Regions from separate parts of the Homo sapiens genome. Here region 2 is linked to region 1. A link is a contact called in ENCODE Hi-C data. All regions are on one chromosome and are shown on one strand. Each heading gives the region's core, a stretch centred on a gene start or an enhancer-like site at or near the end of the contact. The rest is flanking DNA. Distances are from core to core; before and after follow the strand shown.

Region 1 (2,700 bases), core at 30-2,529:
TTTTCTCAAGAGGGCAAGGAAGGAAACCTCATTCTTCTTCACAACCTGGGATATGATGGGAATTAACCTTCTAACAGCCTCCCAGAAGAGACAGGCAGGGAAGGGGAGAGGGCCTTCCAGGGAGGGCCGTAAGTAGCTCTGCAGGCTCAGAGGAGCTGCGACTCAAGTCTCCTCTGCCTGCAGGACTTATGTGGACATGTGCAGGGTGTCCCAGGTGCGAGGGGGAGCAGCTTCTTTACAACAGGTTAACAACAGAGCGTGAATATTTCTAGGCAGAGTGAGAGAGGATCATGTTGGCCCATCCAGTCATTCAGTGTGCAGGCAGAATATTTCTCACTGCTGCTTCTCTCCTGGTTTCAACTGCCGGAAACTCTTCCTGCTTTTCATTCCTCTAATTGCTTACAGTCTCCAAAACCTCAAATGCTTATTTATGTTTTTGTCCCCTAATGGTTCTCACAACAGCAGCAGTGGACCAGAGCTGTCTAGTTGTAAGAATAAGAATTTTCTGGATCCAGAGCCAGAATTGTTAGGGAGGACTGTGGTGATGCATTCTGCATTTCTTTCTCTTTCTTTCTTTCTTTCTTTCTTTCTTTCTTTCTTTCTTTCTTTCTTTCTTTCTTTCTTTCTTTCTTTCTCTCTCTCTCTTTCCTTCCTTCCTTCCTTCCCTCTTCCTTCCTTCCTTCCTTCCTTCCTTCCTTCCTTCCTTCCTTCCTTCCTTCCTTCCTTTCTTTTCTTTTTTTGAGGTGGAGTCTCACTCTGTCTCCCAGGCTGGAGTGCAGTGGCACGATCTTGGCTCACTGCAAGCTCCGCCTCCCAGGTTCAAGCAATTCTTCTGCCTCAGCCTCCCGAGTAGCTGGGATTACAGGCATCTGCTACCACGCCCGGTTAATTTTTGTATTTTTAGTAGAGATGGGGTTTTGTTATGTTGGCCAGGCTGATCTCGAATGCCTGACCTCGGGTGATCCACCCGCCTCAGCCTCCCAAAGTGCTGGGATTACAGGCATGAGCCACCTAGCTCAGCCACATTCCGCATTTCTAACAATTGCTTGAAAAGGCACTGTTTATGAGTGGAGAATTGTTTGTATTTAAGAGACAGCCTCAGGTAGTGGAAAGCCCAGTTTTGCTGCTGAGAATGTGTGGTGGTGATGATTCATGGATCCGTGGGTAAAAATGCTGTCTGCTCCCTGTCTCTGGTGAGCTGACTGTAACAAGGCCTCCAGTGAGGCTTGCGGAGACTCGCTTAAGCTCCCCGGAGGAGGTGAGGGAAAATCCCAGAAGATGCAAATTGAGTTCTCTTACAGTGAAAGGACATAGCCCCTGGTGATAAGCAGCCCACACTCTGGTTTTAATAAGCTTGAGGTTTGGTACTTCTTAGTAATGAGCAGAATTTAAAGGAAATGAAACCAACTCAGAAGTTTTAGCTCATTTGTTGTATAGCAGAAAGCACCAATTAGTGATTGGAATAGCGGTAGGTAATGTCTTGCAACGAAGTGACAAGGTAGAAAAAGGATTTGGGATTTCTCCAGCCTACTTTATGGCTGATAGAATTTTGGTCTCTCTCTCACAAAATAATGTGTAGGCCCTTATCTAATTAGGAAACAAGGTGATTGGCTGTCTAAGGCAATGTCATGCCTGAGTAGCATTGGTAAGATCCTCCTTAGTCCAGGAACTGTAGCATGTTTAAGGCCATTGTAATGTTAGCATCAACAACCCTGGAAGGGTTTTTTTTTTTTTAATTCACCCCAAGAGAATGTTTTCAGTGGAACTCAGCGACATCCTGAAGTTGAAATAAATGTCCATGTGTCTCCAAGCAAATGCCCCATGTCTCTTACATTTAACCATACAGAAGAAACAGTAAGCAGCATGAATCCTTTCATTTTCCTGGGTAATAGGTAAGTGGCAAAAAGAATTGGCTTTTGACATTGAAGGAGGCCCTAAAACTCTGACCTACTGAATGTGTTGCTGACAGCAGTGTAACTACATTGGGGTAGTGCCGGAGATGGGGCCAATCACCATGGAAAACCCTGAACCAACTAGCTGGGCATGGTGGTGAGCTCCTGTAATCCCAGCTACTCTGGAGGCTGAGGCAGGAGAATCGCTTGAACCCGGGAGGTGGAGGCTTCAGTAAGCCAAGATCGCGCCACTGCACTCTAGCCTGGGAGACAGAGCTAGACTCTGTTTCCAAAAAAGGAAATGCAGAATGCGTCACCACAGTCCTCCCTAACAATTCCAGCCCTGGATCCAGAAAATTTTTATTCTTACAACTAGACAGCTCTGGTCCACTGCTGCTGTTATGAGAACCATTAGGGGACAAAAAGAAATAAGCGTTTGAGGTTTTAGGGACTGTAAGCAATTAGAGGAATGAAAAGCAGGAAGAGTTTCCAACAGTTGAAACCCTGAAGCATTCCAGGGTTTTCTCTCCAGGAACCTCAAGGGCCACATGAAGGAACACTGGACTTTCTGTAGGATCACTGCTCCTTTGGCATCCACGGAGTCACAGTGAAGGACATTCCCAACAATGTTTTGGGTGGCTGATGGGAAGACAGTGGTCATGGAACCAAAGGATTTGGAAAAACTTACAAACGAAGACACAAACTGGAAACGTAATCCTTGAGTTCTTAAAGGCTTTCTCAGACATGACCTTGATTTGTACTTTTTTGCCTCTGAAATGGGAGTATAATTCTGCTCTTTCAAAGGTAC
Region 2 (2,743 bases), core at 242-2,741, 550 kb before region 1:
TAAAATTATATGTTTTATATAACATGTATAATTTAAATTTAAATATATAATATAAATTTATAATTTATATATAGTTATATAATATATATTTTTATATATGTATGAGAGAATATGTATCTAGTAAAAATATAGTTGGTAAAATTTGTATCAACACAGGGAAATACAATAAGTGGAAACAATCAGCATATAAAATTGTATATATGACATAGTCAAAATGATACACAAAAATATGAGTAGAAAGAAGAAATGAGAGGGAATATACCAAAATGCTAAGATGAGTTTTAGTGCCTGGATTGCCATTTAGATTTTTGTCTTTTTCTTTCTACTTTTTTTCTGTTTTCCAAATCATCAAAATTGGGCATAATTTCTGAATAAAAAAGAATATAATTTCAAATATGGAGGAGGCATCAAGGATTTAAATTTCAAGTAGACAGTTTTTAGAGTTTAAACATTTTAGTGATTTCGTGTCTGAAGTATGTGATTGTCCAAATTGTTGGATCTTCCCCACCCCCGCCCCTGCCCCCAACCCCGCCAAGTGCCGTCAGGTCTGGCGAGTGTCTAACCACTTGGTGGCCAGTTTAAATCTTTCCCACAAACTTTCTAGTTTATGTTGTCCCATGAGCCCTGGGGCAGTTTGGATTTTTGCAGAACTGAGAATAAGCTATGAATGAAAAGAAGAAAATGGGATTATAGATTCCTTTCCTCCACTTTATGGCCAGAATACTAGGTAGCTCAGGAAGTTCTGAATCAGTCCTTTTTCTAGGCAAAGGCAGAAATCCTGGGCTTGGGTTCTTCAAGGTAGGCTAATCAGGGTGTCAGAGATTTTTGGTGTCCTTTTAACATCCAGGAATTACAGATAAGGTAAATCAAGCCACGAACACATAGGTACTCAGGCAGCGATTGGACAAATTTATGCTCTACTACAGCAGATACATTTTGCCAATGCTGGAATAAATTGGCAAGGTACTAAGGTTTACCTCTGTTTAAAATTCCTGCTTGGGAATATCTACCTTAGAATAACTGTTCATTTTAATCAGGTTAAAGGGCACCAAGGAACAATTCTAACAAACAGAATCAGATAATACTAGTAAAAAGGGAAAGAGAATATCCTGAGAAACAGAACTGAAACTTAAGTGATAGGAGGAAAATGAAACGAAACTGAAACTTAGCCAGCAAAGCTATTTAAAAAAAAAAAAAGTCTCGATCTTAACAGAGACCTAGCAGGTAACTATATATGAGCCAGTATTATCAAAAGTAAAACCAATAAATGTTGTACATTTTCCTACGTTACACTTGAAAGAAACTCTTAACCAGCAGTGTGAGCTGCATGACCTTGCTGCAGCCACTGACGTTCTCTGAGTCTCAGTTTACTCATCTGTGAAAATAGGTGTAACAGTACATGCCAGCCTCAATTAAATACAGAACTTCAGGGCTTGAGGGGGTCTTGGAGGTCATCAGATCTTGGCTCCTCCACTGGACCAGGGCCTTGGGGCTACCATGCTTACCTTGTTGGTGTAAGTGAGCTCTCGCAGCAGCCAGACATACTGCAGAGCCCATTGTGGGTGCAGGCAAACTGACTCCCAGGTCATGTGCAAGAGGCCATGAGAGAAGACAGGAGGATATTCAACCAATCTGGCTTCAGAAGGAGGCTCTGTGAGGACAGCTGAGTGGCCCAAGGTGGCTCAGACAGGGTACAAGCAATCGTCATCCTCAGAGTGGGACTCCATAGTGTGATAAAGCAGCCATGGAGCGGGGACAGGAGACAGGGACGGGACACCACCAGGGCAGGGGACCCATGCAGACAGGACCCTGAGCTCAGAAGGGCCCTAAATGTTCTGCCAACACCTTCTTGATATTTTTTCTTTTCTTTTTTTTTTTTTTGAGAAAAGGTTTCACTCTGATGCCCAGGCTGGAGTACAATGGTGCAAATACAGCTCACTGCCACCTCAACCTCCAGTAGTCCTCCCACCTCAACTTCTTTAGTAGCTGGGACCACAGGCGTGCCCCACCACGCTTGGCTAAGTTGTTTCTTCTCTTCTTTGTAGAGATAGGGCCTCACTGTGTTGCCCGGCCTGGTCTCAAACTCCTGAGCTCAAGCGAACCTCCCACCCTGGCCTCCCAGTATGCTGGGATTACAGATGTGAGCCACTGTCCTGGCGTCATGGTGAAATTCTTAATTTTGTTAAGAGACATCCCCACAATTTCATTTCATACAGGCTCTGCAAATTATGTAGCCAGTGCAGGGTACAACATCCAAGATCTGCTGAACAGAGGGCTGGAGGGGAGGGGTTGTGACACAGGGTGATCAGAAACTGCTCTGGGATGTGTGACACTTCCCAAGCCTCAATAAACGGTAGAATGGGAATAGACTGCTTCCTGGCCCCTCAGGACTGGCTTAGCCATGAAGGACTAACCTGGATGTTCTTGGGGACTGTGGTTGATTCCCATGGAGGCAGCTCCACAGAGGTCCTGGGCTCAAGTGTGGTACCTGAGAGAGGGTCAAGAGTCTGGTGGTTGTTGTCATTTTAAAATTTATTCTATTTTATTGATGTAAAGTTCACTCAACATAAAATTAACTAAAACCTGAAGGTAGCTTTTTACAATATTTTAAATAGTTTTGTGCACGAAACAAAGTTTGTGATAAGTATTTTTGTGTGGAATTTACCACTTGTGGCATCATATCAGCATTCAAAAAGTTTCAGATTTTGATGATGAGTCGAAAATGCATTTAATACACCTAACC

The links. A loop is a pair of places that touch in the nucleus more often than their neighbours do. Pooled maps may share reads with other maps.
Region 2: a loop to region 1 is called in a pooled map, with 13 times the contacts of the local background. The contact joins two enhancer-like sites. A Hi-C loop is called at or near these places in 2 of 37 single-sample maps with no recorded cell type and 7 of 50 pooled maps.

What each region holds. Positions count from the first base shown.
Region 1 is chr18:61,950,975-61,953,674 of GRCh38, reverse strand. No RefSeq gene overlaps it. Among named protein-coding and RNA genes, the nearest start is that of RNF152, 59 kb to the right of the region's middle. Within about 2 kb of position 1,279, at least 4 of the 41 ENCODE cell types and tissues checked have a DNase peak (open chromatin) inside an H3K27ac peak, as active enhancers do.
Region 2 is chr18:62,504,844-62,507,586 of GRCh38, reverse strand. No RefSeq gene overlaps it. Among named protein-coding and RNA genes, the nearest start is that of ZCCHC2, 17 kb to the left of the region's middle. RefSeq lists an enhancer at 1,030-1,279. Within about 2 kb of position 1,491, at least 10 of the 41 ENCODE cell types and tissues checked have a DNase peak (open chromatin) inside an H3K27ac peak, as active enhancers do.